Linked DNA regions of Homo sapiens: region 2 is linked to region 1. Evidence: chromatin loops called from intact Hi-C (ENCODE). Cell type or tissue: prostate gland. All regions are shown on one strand.

The links. A loop is a pair of places that touch in the nucleus more often than their neighbours do. Peaks named below come from ENCODE experiments on the same cell type or tissue, not always from the same donor. Only the 100,000 strongest peaks of a DNase experiment are listed, where the experiment ranks them.
Region 2: it touches region 1 in a loop (4-fold over the local background); 12 of 110 quality-filtered maps call a loop at or near these places.

Annotation. Positions count from the first base shown.
Region 1 is chr15:35,746,839-35,754,838 of GRCh38, reverse strand. The region is part of intron 2 of DPH6-DT (DPH6 divergent transcript); the gene reads right to left. Among named protein-coding and RNA genes, the nearest start is that of MIR4510, 180 kb to the left of the region's middle. In prostate gland, a CTCF peak has its summit at 3,037 (motif pointing left); a DNase peak (open chromatin) is centred at 3,018.
Region 2 is chr15:37,130,799-37,138,798 of GRCh38, reverse strand. No RefSeq gene overlaps it. Among named protein-coding and RNA genes, the nearest start is that of MEIS2, 34 kb to the right of the region's middle. In prostate gland, CTCF peaks have their summits at 3,980 (motif pointing right) and 4,963 (motif pointing right); a DNase peak (open chromatin) is centred at 3,969; H3K27ac peaks cover 1,161 bases.

The DNA of each region.
Region 1 (8,000 bases):
CTGCTCTCGGTTTATGATATATTGAAAGAAGTAAACACATCAACCACTATTTATAACTTGAAGCAGAATATGATAATCACTTTCATTAAAGTACTTACAAAGTGTCATGTAAAAAAAGAAGAGAAAAAAATACTTTTGTCTAGGGAGAATCAGAGAGGGCTTGATGGGAAGTGTAGCGTTTGTGTTGGATCTTGAAGAAGGAGTAGGATTCCAATGGGCAGAGATGGAGAGAAATTCTAGGTTCCAGCCACAAGAGCATCAGCATCTACCTCTAAAAAATCCTCACGGTCCCTGCCAATTTGATCACCCCTAATTTTACCGACAAGAGGTTAAATTACTGATTTGAAAGAGGTTGATATTTTGTTGAAGTGATCCATATCAATCGCACAGTACAAATCAAAGGAACTTGAACTGAGCCATATTACAAACTACTTTTGTACAACTCCCAATATAAATATACTCAAATATTTGTTTAATCAGACTGCCAACGAACTAAAATTTTCTTAAAAGAAAAAAAAAATGTCCAGTGACCCTCTTCAAATCAGAACTGAATCTATGTGGGGTTTTTCTTTAACTTCTATAATTACAACAAAAAATCAAAGCAACCAGTATGTTCTCCAAATCAAATCTGAGCTAAACCAATATTGATTACATCTGGTTCATATCTGCGGTTATCAATAAAACACCAATTACATGACCAAAATTTGGAAACCAAATGCTAAATCTTACTAAACTGAGGTTTTTGCAACACCGATTTGACAATTTGGAGAGTTTTTAATTTAGAAAAATTCTCATCAAGGGCAAAACAAAGTACAAAGAGTTCCTGAGCTTAAATTCCTGATTCAATCTTTAAACTGTATTTTCCTTTGTTGCCAAATGATTCATTCGGACATTGCAAAGTAAATATGAAAACATCTGGGGGGATATTTTTGCTGGGGGTTACTTACTAATAAGAACAACCAGGTACCTCAAAATGTGCGGCTTCTTAATGAATAAATGCTTGTCAAGTGACTGCTGAGTTCATCTTAACACATGCTCTTTATACACACTGGCTCTCTCAGTACCATGAGAAGCAGAGAGGCAGGGATCTGATGACTAAATAGACCTTTTTATTCATTGCTTTGATCTACCACCAATTCTATTTAGTCATCTCTGCTCTGAAAACCAAATTCCTTTATAACTCTGAGGGCACATGATGGCTTGTTTTGGCACTAACTCTGCACAGCTAAAACTCTGGGCTACAGAAGCCAAAAGATTTAAGAGCCTCTCACCTCACAAACTTGAGTTTCAGGTCAGGGCAGTGACAACCTGTCAGAATCTCGTTTGTGGCACCCAAGCAAGCCAAGCGCATGGACAGCGGAAATGGCTAGAAAAATCCTCAGACCCTGTTCCTCTTGGCCATTAATTCCATTGATTATTTTGGTGTTTAAATACTGAGACAGGCCCTGGTGCCAGCCCAAATACAACTAGTCAACTTACATTTCCGTTGGCCTTTTAGAACATGCAGATGTACCAAAATCCTAAAACACAGCTGAGTTAAAAATTAAAAAAAAAAAAAAGAAGAAGAAGAAGAAAAAGAAGAAAGAAAAAAGAAAGCAGCAAGGGGGAAAAGTGTTCCAAACAAACGAAATGTTGATCTGCCTTTTATTAATTTCATTTTTTATCTTCTTGTGTACAGATTTTTGACAGCTGTGACATTCATGGGCAATGCATTTGAAAAAGAAGACATAAATATTCAGAGACATATTAGAATGCTGTTCAATGTAAGCACCTGTCTACTTAGTGTTGACAGAAAATCATTTACTTTGCTTTATGCATGTTCCCTCCAGAGACCACAGAGGTCCTATTTTATTTAAAGAGCTGGTCCTAACATCAGTGCTTGCTCTTGAAACTGCAGTATATGCAGCTAATTATATTTATTGAGGAAACAATTTTGTTTTATATTTTCAATAATACTTAAACAATTTTGTCAATCTTGACCTCAGAAATGATTTTCCCCAAGGATTCAGTTAACCAAAGACTTCATACAAGGCCTGAAACCAGTGTCCTTACACTACACTGTTGCCATTATCACCTAGGGAAGTTTTTGAAGCACAACTTTCAGAGAGAAGTGTGCGAGGTAAGACTGCAAGATCTCTGTGGGTCTAAGGAAAACATCACAGTCAATAAAATCCATGCTAGCATCCACATATATGCATTTATTATGTATTATAGTGATATAATCTGAGAAATTCATATTGCATAAAACAATACATCATTAAAAGCTACATGAATCATGAATTGTAAATTAAATGTATCAAATTTGGTGAAGTTTTTATTTCTTTTCTACTTGGTAAACCTTCGTTTCTTTTCCACCCTTGCCAAATCAGAAAGGTAATCTCAGGTCTTGAGTGAAAGGTGACCGCACATGGAGAAAAGGAAAGGAAAAGAGGGAGGGAGGGAGGGAGGGAAGGAAGGAAAGAAGGAAGGAAGGGAGGAAGGGAGGGAGGGAGAAGGAGAGGGAGAAAGGAAAGCAGAAAGGAAGAAAAAGAGGGAGCGAGGGAGGGAGAAAAGGAGGGAGGAAGAGAGGGAAGCCAACCTTTATAGGGACACTGAGATTACTGTGAGGTGACCTCGTTAGGTGATTTCTATATGGCCCCACGAAGCCGTCTAACTTGTTCCCAAGTGATTAAAATAGGCATGGCTAAGTTAAATAATTATTCCCCCAGAATAATTTCCTTTCTTTACTTGGTAAAACGCCTATCTTGAAAAAGTATGGTTTGCCATGGGTTGACGCCTGACTACTGAGAAAAATCCTTTAGCTGAATCTCAGGTCAGAATTAGAAATGTACCGTGTCATCAGAAATATAATGAAACACAAACGGGAGTGAACAAAGCCTAATTTTTTGACTACGACATTTCTCTCCATTTTAGTTTTACCTGACATGAGCGTATAGTGATGTTAGCTCCCCTGATGTGGCACGGGTGGATGAGGCTTGGGGGAAAGGCAAGCAGAGACCTGGGAGCTCACGACTTCCAAAACCTTACAATGCTGCCACCTACAGGCCGAAACTTCTAAAGCGGATTCCATCAATACTGTGTTTTCCTTCCCTTAACAATGAAAAAACACACAAGATTGTGGTAGAAGACCAAAGCCCCAAACCCAGAGTCCTGTAAAGAGTTAAGTCACCAGGTGATGTGAAAGAACAGGCCCTTTAGCTTAGCTAGTTCAGTGCCGTTACATAATTTAATTAGGATCATCACACGGCAACCGAAGCTGTCTAGAGGAATTATGAACCACAAGTTCAGATCACATGTGAATCCCTTTGCTCAATTAAAGCTAAGCAATTTTTAAGGTTTTTTTTCCCTCTTTGCAGTATATGCAAAGAGCAGTGAAGCGTGGCCTGCATATTTTTCACATTAAAATTATTACATAAAGCCTGTAGCATTTGAAATACTTATGGAAATCAAAACGTTACACTCTGACCTTGGGCATTTAAACTTCGTCATTTTTAAAGCTATTGTTGCCATGCTCTCCTTTGTTCTAAGAAAATTACTGTGGTTAGTTATAATAGCTGAATGAATAATTACTGGGGGAAGAAAAGAAATATGTAATAGTGTCGAAATGATTCTTGAGCCTACATTCTCCTAAACAGAGTTTTAATTCTGTTTTGAAGTCCCAGCATTGTGACTAAAGGCATTATCCTACTTCTCTCTTCTCTACTGTAACGGCCAGAAAAAGTGATCGCTTTCTTTCTCACTAGACTATTCAGTCTACTTACCTTTATGTCAGAAGAAACTCTGCTAAGAACTGGATGATGGAAAGAATTTCTGGAAGAGTCTGATTCTAGGTTGATCTATTTTTTACGCTGTAAGTACATGTAGCACCAAGCATATTAGGCAAATGTTCATTGTCAAGTTTTTTCTACACTTTTAAACTTCCCTTGGGCTTTTAGCTTTTTTTCTTATTAATTATATCAGAAAACAAGAAAAACGGCAATATTTTCTATTTTTAACTCTGTTTTTAAACTTATATAATCGGATACAGAATAATAATTTCAGTATTTTAAAATTATAGCATGGGATCATATTTGTTAATCATATGTATTAAAATTACATTTTCAAATCAAGCTACCAGAAATTTTTCAAACTAGTGGAAGCTTAGAGTTAATTTTTAAATGTTTAGTTGGAGGAATAAGTATTACCCTTAATAAAAGAGCATCCTAATAAAAATTGCAGTACAAAGATGCAAATAAATAAATGTCAGTGCTAGAAAATACATTACATTTAGTTGAGGATCTCTACAACTTGGAGTAGACTGATTGATTGATTATAAAATCCCCGGTATTTCCATATGTATTAAGACAATTGAAATTAGAATGGACAATGGAACTTCCAATAAATACTGTGGGAAATTCTTCACTAACTTATAGATGAAAGATAACAGGCAAAACTCATTTTACAGTATTATAGTCTACTTATTATTTGCAACAGAAAAAAAAATTCTGAATTTTAAGGGCACACACAAACATTATATTGGAGTCACATGTTACTTATTAGTTTCTTAGATGAGAGTTACACACAATGCAAAAATGATGCAATCTTTACTTTTTTAAAAATTTGAAAAAGTTAAATCTTCCTACTTTTGCAACCAGATATTTGCAGGATTAACAACTCCTTTAAACAATAGTTGGATTTAACCATAATCAGAATATAAATACAATAAGACATTCCTAAGGGGAATGCAATTTTTTTTAATTTCCATATTTGCTACAATAAATGTTATGCCTAGAAATTTTATAGCTAACAGAAACACAGAAAATACTATACCCAGAGCTAGAAAACTGTTCCAGTACAAAGCAAGTCTGATATATTACCTTCCAAATACACAGCATATCCCTGGTAAAGTTGTAAATTATGGTTGCAAATGAGGCCACAAACAAAATTTTGCTCAAGGCATGAATCATAAATTCAAACAATAATCATCTCCTACATGAGGCACAACTACTTTGTTTACTTCTTAGACACTGTTTCCTAAACATGAAGATGAAACTAGGTCAAGGAAATTTAGCATCTTTTTCTCATGAAGCATGCTATGATATTGGGTGGCACTGCCTTATTTAAAATCGCACAAACCTTTTAAATATTAAAAATCTATTTTAGAGTACTGAGTCCTTAAGCATTTTTACATTTTACCTCATGATGAGACGATATCATTAGAACTATAGCCATTAAATGAGGAAAAATAAATTATTTACATTAGTTACCACTGGAATTCTACTGTTTTTTATATCGAAAATAAAAGGATATTTAGCTAATGTTAAATGGTACTTTTAATCTATTCAGTTGATCTGATGGTTTGCTGTTGCTTGCACATATCTGGGGAGTCAAATGTTTTTCTCTTTCATATTTTTAGAATTTCTAAAAGCCTAATTCTACTAAGACTTTTTTAAGCGCTAAGCTTAAGAAGAATGGCCTTTAATTAAATCATTCAAATCATAGAAAGAATCATGATGTTAAATCACTGAAATGCAAGTTCTGAGAATTACCTCAGAAGAACATACAATTGTAAAATATTGTTTGGAATAAAAATTTGAACAATAACTTAGCAATTTTTATTTGTGGACAATAAGAATGAATAGCAGTATGTTCACTCATCTGTAAGGTCCTTTGGTGTCAAAAACATTCTGTTCTTTCAGCAATTAATATCAATAATAATAACAATCATGATGGTCACGTTGATTAAATGCTTACAATATACTAGGAACTGTGCTATGTATTTTATATGGATTAACGCATTTAATTTCACAATAACTCTTTAAAGCAGAGATCATATTTATATCAGTCTTACAGACTATGAAACTGAGGCTTGGAAAGAAAAGTGCCTTCTCAATGGTCACTCTGAGCCAGGCCCTGAGCAATCAGAGGTGGGCTGAAGGGCTATTTACTGAAGAAACCAATAATCTATTCATTAAAACTTTCTATCAGTATATAAACCAAGGGGGACAAATAAAATTTGATTTGTTACAAGCCTATTCAATTGAAATTAAACAATGTATGGGTACGCGTATGGAACTAATAAACTGGCACAGTGATCTACAAATGCAATCATTCAAAAAGTGTTTATTGATACTTAAGTACCACTCTCTGCTAGATGGTGTGAATTCAGTGCTTGGCAAAATGAAGGTATCTTTGCCCTCAATGAGCTTTTACAGTAGTGGGGAAAACCAAACAATTTTTAAAGTCTACAAATAAAATAATTAAAAAATCAAACTGAATAGAGAATAATGTAATTTGGGCAAGTGGTCTGAAGATGTTTCTGAATAGGTGACACTTAAACTAGGACCTTAAGGAATTGCCATCCTAGGACACAGTAATACCAGAGTTATTAAGAAATATTTTTAGGCAGCTAGATAGGGTAAAAGTTCTTGGCGGAAACCAACAGAAAGGCGGCTTAAAGAGCCAGGCTGGCAAGCTTTGATATGCAAATGCTGGCAATTAGAAACAGAGTCTACCCAATATGGCCATTCCCGCCTTCTCCTTGTCACCAGGTGTGCCAAGTGTCATGGCCACTTCCAGATAACACCATGTGCTCAGAACATCATGGCAACCTGCATTTGCATATTAAGGGGGTAAGGTAGGAGGGCCAGGTTTTTCACGGGCTACGTGAATGACACACCTGGTCAAACCAATCCCCTGGGCCCTGTGCACACATGGCATTCCTCTCTGTTCCAAGCCCTCCTCCCCCCTGCCTCTGTACAGAGGAGCTGTTTTCTTTTTTCTTTCTTCCTTCTTTCTTGCCCATTAAACTTTTCACTCCTTAAAACCACTTCATGTGTGTCCGTGTCATTAATCCCATCAGCGCGAGACCAAGGACCCTGGTGTTCCTCCAGTCATCGGAGTTGTATCAATAGGACGAGTATTCTAGTCTAAAGGAAACGCCATGTGCAAATGCCTTGAGGCTGGAGAAACCAAAGTGTAGCATTTACCAGAAACGTACATGGTAAGTTAATGGGTGCAAAATGCAGGCTCTTTGTTTTCACACCCACTCCCCATTTTTCCTTCACAGTCTATTACCTTCATCAATTTCTCTTGGCCTTCACACCAACATTCAGTCAATAACAGGTTTTAGTTCGGACATGTTATCCTGAATCTGTCCACTCGTTTCTATTCACCATCCTAGTCCAACTTATTACAATGTTTTGCCCGGACTACAGCTCTAGCTCCCTAACTGGACTGCCCGCTTCCAAATGGGCTTCTTCAATTCTCCTCACAGCAGCCAGAGTCATCTTTTGACAATGTGAAACAGTTCACAAAACTACCCTATATAAAGCCCTCTAATAGTTTATCTGTACTTCTTTCTGGTATCTGCAGGATGGGTTCCATCTTGTCTTTTGGATTTTCACTTAAATGCCACCTTCTAAATGAGTCCTTCCCTCATGGCTTAATCCCCAAGTGAAATCTACTCACTATAGCACATCATATACACTCCTTTTAACTCTCTGTGTATGGCATATCTGCATCTCCTGGACATAAGCTTTTTGAGGAGGAATCCACACTGTCTTAGTCACTGTGTCTCCATCACTTAGAACAGTGCCTAGCACATAGCAGACATTCAATTAAGCTGAAAGGATTGGAGTAGTACACAGAGGTCAAATCGTCTATGGATTTTTTGACCACTGTAAAAAGCTGGGAGCTTTATTCAAAATTTAATAGAAAACTTCTGGAAAATTCTGAGCAGGATCAGAAGATCATGCTGGTTATTGCTGTTTGAAGAGTGGATTGAAGAATAGCAAGAGCAGAAGCAAGACAGATTAGAAGACCAATTCAGAAATCCAAGTAAGAAACGGTTTTGGCTTGGAGTAGGGTGGCAGTATTGGCAATAGAGGAGAAACTGATGGACTTGTAATATAATTTCAATTTGCTGATGAATTAAATGTGAAAAGGAAGAAAAGTGAGAAATTAAGAATTATTTCTAGATTTTTTTTTTATTTATTTTTTTTTTGCCCGAGATGGTGGGG
Region 2 (8,000 bases), 1.4 Mb before region 1:
GCTGTGGTTAAAACCACAAGCTTTGAGGTTAGACACTCAAGGTTTCAGTCCCTTCCTACTTGTATGATATTCAGTAATTCAGGAAGCCTATCTAAGCCTCAGTGTCCTCACTTATAAAATGGATATGATAAAACTTGGCCAGGTGCGGTGGCTCAGGCCTGTAATCCCAGCACTTTGGGAGGCCAAGGCAGGTGGATCACCTGAGGTCAAGAGTTTGAGACCAGCCTGGCCAACATAGCAAAACCCCGTCTCTCCCAAAAATACAAAAAAACTGGCTGGGCGTGGTGGTGGGTACCTGTAATCCCAGCTACTCGGGAGGCTGAGGCAGGAGAATCACTTGAACCTGAGAGACAGAGGCTGCAGTTAGCCAAGATTGTGCCACTGCACTCCAGCCTGGGAGACAGAGCAAGACTCCATCTCAAAAATAAAATAAAATAAAATAAAATTGATACGATAAACCTTGCCTTATATGATTGTTGTAGAGTTTAAATGAAAATTTATGTATGCAAACTTCATATTCTAAGGACTCAATAGTAGATAACTATGTTTATTAAGGTAGTAAGTGCTCAGAATTTGTCACCCTTTATAAGATAACCAAATACTCTGCACTATTACTTAAAGTAAACCTTTGGTTTCTAACACCTACAATTCTACACCAGTTTATTTATCTTAATCTCCTATCCAAAAACACACTTAGCCTTCTCTCATTTTCTAATTCAAAGCCTTTATGTCATTCAAGACTCAGCTGAGACCTCATCTGTTTTTCTAGTATTTCGTATTTTTCAGCACTTGTTTCTGGGTCCATTCTCTGAAGGTCTATAGCAACACTATCCAAAAGAAATAGAATGTGAGCCGCATCTGTAATTTTTAATTTTATGTAGCCAGGTTAAAAAATTAAAGCCAAGTCAAATCGATCTCATTAATAGTTTTATCTAACCCAATATATCCAAAATATTATTTCAACATGTAATCAACATTTTTAAATTACTAATGAGATATTTTACGTTCCCATTCCATACTAAGTATCTGAACACTGTGTGTATACTTTACACTTACAACACTTTAAATTCACAATAATCACATTTCAAGGACTCAATAGCAATGTGTCTAGTGGGAGCCATACTGTACAGCACATGTCTATAGCATGAATAGTTTATATCATACTATTTAATCAGCATTCAGTAAAGGTTTGCTGATCCATAGTTTGGATGCATTTAGTCATCAAAAAAGGAAAATGCAACAGGCAATGTGATTTTCTTTCACTTATGCTACTTTTTGCCTTCAGTGAATGGTGCTTATCCCAGAATGAAAACTCTTGAGTATGTGGAATAATGCCAGTTGCAGACTAGTATTAATATGTCTGCTCTGGCATTCTTGTGAATAATACAAGAGTTAAGCAAGGAGACTTGTATGTGGTAATGCCTTGCGTATAGAATAAACCATCAGACTGAGGTGCTTCTAGATATGAATGGAGACCAATATAATCTCACCACCACGTCTAAAAGTGGGGCTCCAGTTTTAAATGTTCACTTACCAGTAATCAAAAATTAGTTTGACTGTTGATTCACAACTGTCTTATTAAAGTAGAGGTTGCTTTCAAAACACAACCAGGGAAGTCACACCCAAGGCATATCACATCTTGTGTGCTACAAAATACCCAGGTCTTTCTACAAACCTTTTAAACTCTGACATGACAAATAATTTATAATTTTTCTACCCTGAATATTTTTCAAAGTTTAGATACTAATCAACTCACATGGCATAAATATACAAGACTTTCAGACCATATAAACCCACATTGCATTAATATTCCAGATTCAAGTAGACACTGGATTTCCAAACATGGTTTTTGTTTCTTATAGGCATGTAAGAAAACATAGTTTACAATATGGAAAATTTTCAAGGTACACTGAAAATAGCAGAAATTTTTAAAATGTATGACTCATCCAGTGAATCACTGAATGTTCAAGGAAAATTTATCTTGGTGTTTTATAGTTATTAGCTTTTTTAAAAAAAAGTTAAAATATATTCTGATTATCAGGCTGACAACAAGCAATACTTTTCATATTATATTACGTTATTTGACTGAAAATGTGTTTCATCTTATTTCTTTTCCGGTATGTAATAAAGTACAACATTCACAAAGCTCACTAATGTCTGTTCTTGTATTGAAAAACTACTTCCCAAACATATTCCCCTCAAACATATCCCACAAAATACATTCACAAACACAGTAAAGGCAACTTCAATTACTTCTCAATGTTGGAGCATTTTATTTTTTAATTTTTAGCTTTCTTATCAAAATCTTAACAAAAGACTTGAGCAAATTCTATTTTCTCCATCAAACCTTCTTGAGCAGAGACTCCGCTTCTTTCTCTGAATTCCTGTGTGAATACAAACTTGGCATCCGTTGTAATCTTCCCTTTGTTATGCTTACTTTTCTATGTACCTAAATCCTAGCTCTACAATACAGTTCTAAGTTTCTTGAAGCCATAGGCCCTGTCTTATTCGTCTCCTGTGGCTCTCAGCAGAGACTTGGATAGAATAAACATTAAATAAATGTGCTAGAAATCATGACGATTTTGATCATAGTTTACAGGAATATCGTTCAGCAGACCAATGACATGATATAGCAATGTCAGCCATTATAAATGCACAGGAATATTTTCATATTTCTATCTTTTCCAATTCGACTTTTTGGCCATCTTTTTTAATAAAAGTTCTTAGTGTCTCATTGGCATTTTCATTCCAAAAACTCAAGTTGAATTTAAATTAAAATAAAACCCTAAAACGTCTAATTATGTTCTAGCATCAAACAAAGCTTTTTCTCCCTTACAGTTATATTTTAAATGTTTTCTTAGTGTCTAACCATAGTTAAGATTCCAGTTTACAAATATACATCTACTGTGGGTTTTTTTTTTTTTTTTTTTTACAAATTTAATAATATCCTAAAGCCTAATTTTGTGTATTGGATTCATTTAAAATGTGGTTGCTACTCAACAATTTTGGAGGAAAGTATATTACATCAGATGTAACATTTAAACTAAATCCAGAAGTTAAAACTCTCTATAAATAAGAGAAACAGAAAGACTCCCAAATAAGAAGCATGAAAGCCCAAGGAGGAAGTTAATGTGCAGCACAAAGTCTTTTGGCCTCATGAGCACTGCGCCCAATGGATTCAGCTGCAAGAAAATGAAGCATCTGGCACGCAGAGGGGAGTAGTGCAAGTGTGTGGGCTTACTGATGCCAGACTACAGAAGTGGCTCAAGAGTAAGAGGCCATTGATGAGAAGAAGGTTTGGATTAGCTGTGGCCTTGAAGTTACCCCTGGAAACTGAGTAGCACTCAGTTGTGAGAGGTGCATTAACCTCTTCAGACCACTAGGGTTCAAAGTGTTCCATAAGAGGTAATTTATTAAATGGGTCCTAATTGCTTAGTAATGTACCTTCCAAAAGTCACTTCTCTGTGCTATGATTAGGCCTGGGACTTGCCAAGTGCTGTCATTCTCTTTGTAACTCCATAATGGAACTCTAGGATGTGGGAAGCTGATCCATTGGACAGCTGTATATCTAATCCAGGTTCAGAATCCTACCAGTGAAGCCAGACAACCTTTCATTTAACCCTCCAGTGTGTAAACACTGAAATACAAAATTGATACACCTTGTTTTGAGTGCCTTTTACTAAGTACATATATGTTTTAATAGAATGTGGGTAACTGGTATTCTTCCTTTGAAAAATAGCACATTTTTAAGATTTGTGAAGTATCCCTTTCATTAAATTCTTTCTTAAAACTATAAAAATAAGCATGCTATTCTGTTTTCACTACCCACAACAAATTTTCTCTTGGCCTTTTTTGTTTCATACGGAGGCCAATCAACGTGATTTTCTGATTGGCTCCCAACACAAAACAGAGTGCATTCTATGGGTCATCCACTTGGTATCACTGATTCCCATCAGGACTACTTAGGCACTGGTTTTGTTAATTAACAAGGCCAGCAGAGGGAGTGAGAGAGCATTGCTACAAAAATGAAATCAAAATTTAAAATAATAATAATAACAGTCATATGTAGAAAATCTGACATTAAACTACGGAGGATTATATAGCGTAATCTAAATATGGAAGCAACCTTTATCATATAGGTAACAGACTAGAATCAAAGAAACAGGACTTCTAGTCATTATTATAGTTTTATGATGTTCATGAACCAGCCAAATGTAGCTGTGCCTCACTCATTAAAGTCTTGAAAATGGCCACCACAGTACCCTCCATTAAGATAGGAAAGGCTTTTGCCCTTCATGTAAGAGAAAGTGATTACGTAAAGAATGGGAATTATTGTCATAAGTATAAAGCTGTTATCATTTCTGTCTTTCAGGGCTTTAGGTCATTTCTTAGTTTTGACCACAAGTGAAAAACACCTGGTTAGTATTCCCCCATTCCCTAAGAACATCAGTTTGATTAGATCATGAAGTTAGACACATCTTATTAACATGAACAAATAATCATTAGGTTACAAGATAGCATAGGGGAATGTCTTTCTACCTGAAAGATATTATGTATTCTAATCTCATATTTGTTTTACAACTCCTATTTCCAGGCCATGTAAAGAAGTTACATATTTTCCAGAAAGGTTTTCAGACAAAGTGTTACAGTGGAGTCCTGTTCAAATCCACCACTCAATGGCTTACAGTTATTTAGAATTTCAGTTTCATTCTTAAGGGAATGTGCTGTAGTTGTGTTTTCCAGATATCTTCAATAGTGTTTCTTACGAGATAATTTGTGTGGGCCCCATAACCAGTTTCCCACAGGGCAGCTTTAAGAAAATGACCATCAAAACCAACCAGCCTTTACACCATACTGAACTAAGTAAAATCTTTCTTTGTTTTACAAGTTTCAGATAATCTTGAAGATAGTGCAACTTGTCTGGACGTTTGGCAGAAAAAATAGTTTGGAAAGTAAATATTCAGTTCTGCTTTCTCCAGTAGATGTCACTTTCTGTACATAGGATATCAAGATATATAAGATGCACAGTATCCCTTACAATGATGGCAAAAAAATAACTTTGGGTTCCAGCCATATGTAACAGTTTTTAAGCTATCAATGGTATTTTCTAGTGTTTGGAATCACAAGGAATAATAAGGCAAAATTAATGCTATTAATTAACCATCTTACACATTTCTGTGTAGCTTTGGCAATGGCCATTAAGTATAACATACAATACAATATTGCTAATGCCTTTTCAATAGTTAAAGAAAACTAAGTATTACTCTAAATTGAAGCAGAAAATGTATTTTCCAAAAAACAAACATGATTTCTGAGTAAATAAGTAGTTATTAATAATATACTACATACTTACCAAGAACCTAGTATATGAGTTTAGTTAACCTATTATTATTTCATGCGTTATTCTTCCTGGGTCCTCGCTATCATTTTGATATTCACATCATCTTCATGTGTCTGAAGAAAAAATAGGGTTCTCTGAAGTGTCTCACTATATGCAAGGGAACATAGAACAAGAAAGAGAGAGAAAAGACAGAAACAGAAAGAAAGAAAGAGAGAGAGAGAGAGAGAGAAAGAAAGAAAGAAAGAAAGAGAGAGAGAGAGAGAGAGAAAGAAAGAAAGAAAGAAAAGAAAGAAAGAAAGGAAGGAAGAAAGAAAAGAAAGAAAGAAAGAAGAAAGAGAAAGAAAGGAGAAAAGAGAGAGAAAGAAAGAAAAAAAGCATTATAAATCTTACATTGTATTGTTTATAGCATCCACATGTCCAAGAATAAAAATCAAATGATGGAAGAATATTAATAGTGAGAATTAGATTAATTCTTCTTAAAATACTTTTCAGAATGCTCTTTGCATTTCTAAACATAAGCCTCATTATGCTGTTCTATTTGTATTCCAATGTAGTTAAATTTTATATTTGAGTTGTTTTAATAGATGACTTTGAAATGACAGAGGAGAGCACATTTTTGTTTCTTATTGATCCAATCAAGATTTTGCTTGTAGCTACTATAACTTGAAATAATACATAAGGTTACGGAGGCTTTTTAAAATGTTGATGTCTAGGTCACATTTGATTCAGTGGTTGTATTGACAAATGTGATTTGATAATTGCCAAATTAAGCTCAAGAGAAAATTAGTTAAACAACTACTTTTATTTTCAGATGCTTCAAACAAAAGATATGAAGTTTGGTAGCAAATAATGATAGGGTGCTAGAACAAAAATTCCCGAAGAAGGCAAAATGGGCATGTGGCTTTTACAAAACAAAAGAATCTATCTGGTCATCAAAATAAACAACATCTAAATGATCTCTCTAGGTTTTAAATATTTTGCAAAAAGAGTAAACCCAAAGAGCTCGATTCTTATCTGAGTAGAGATTTCTCGACATGTTAACTGGGAAGTTCTGCTACCGTTCTTGTGTATACTTTGTTAAAAACAAAGAGATTATAAGGGTTTGGGTAATAAAGGGATTTAAAGGCTTCACCTTTAGGCTACCGATTCCACTCCATTTCAGTTTTAAGAGAACTAAGGTCATGAATGTACCCAGGGCATGTAGTTTACTTTTAATTCAGCATGAGTTAGGATCCCACTTTATAACAAACCCTAGGATGTTTTTTTCAACTATTCAGAGCAAATAGGGTTGACAAAAGAAAAACAAAGATTGAACAGGAAGGATAGAAACAAACACAGAGTAATGCTCAGTAAGCTGAATTCCTGAGGAAATACACACCACTGGTGCTTCTTCTGAACATTTTCAAGGACAGAGTCGGCTCTTTACCATTCTGGGTCTTATTACTAGTCTTGATCAATAAATAAACAGTAATCGATAATTCTGAAAGAAAATGATGCCATAATAATTTCGAAATTAGGGACAAGTGGTTAACATCATGTGGCTGAATTACAGTGCTCTGATTTGAACTCTGGAAAGAGCCATGCAAACATACCCCACAATGCTAGTTGTCAGCAGTCTTTCCCTGTGTAAAACAGAAGACAGAGTCCTTGTATGTGTAAACAGCCCCACTCAGGCAAGGAGTCACTGAAGGAGCTGCAATTCCTTAGCACTGGATTTAGGTCTTTCTTCTGTTTTTATACTTCAGTTTTCTCATAGTATTTAATACCTTATTTATTTAATAGATTGGAACAGAAAACTCAGGACACTTTGAAAAACAGCCAATTGCTTAGTTCCATAGCCCTAATAGCCCTAAAGGATGTCAGCAGTGTCATTATTTTTTTAAATAATTATGTCATTACCATTACTTGTACCATGTCTTACAATTATCTGCTTTAAATAATGTTATCAGATATTAAACAGACACAAAATAACATTTGTAGCTTACATGCAAAAACACGAGTAAGTAAATAAATAAGGTGGACATCTGTGTATCTCGTATCCAACTTAAGAAATGAAACGCTAACCAGTATCTTTGGAACCTTGAACCCCTCTTCAGTCCATCCCTCTTCCCTCTTTTCCTGCATAGATAAGATTATTCTGAATTTTGTGTTAATCAGCCCCTTTCTTTTTTCTCCTTTCTTAAATGAAAAAAAATGCTTCATAGGAATTTTGAGTACTATCTGTTTGGAAGAATACAATAAAACATTTGAGAAAATTGAGGCATATAAGCAATATTGATCAATTAAAAATGTTTCTGTTTTAATGTCTATTCAATCAACATTGAATAAATATTCTCTGCATTCCAAAGTAGCCATTAGCCCCAGTCACCACCAATAAATGATGGGATCCAATTCTGTAGTTACTATCTCTATTATTAGCATTCAATTACAAAAATATCAGTATTTTATGAAGAATAAAAATATTCTTACCTACATATATCAATATAATTCTATTCGATGCTCTACACATAAATTGCCCTTTTAATAGATAATATTTTCAACTCATATAGGAAAAGATTTTGGATTCCAGAAAGGATTTCTAAGAAAATGTGTTATATCTCCTTTTCTGGCGTTTTTTTTTTTAACACTTTTTTTTTAACTTACAAGGTTTCTGTGACCC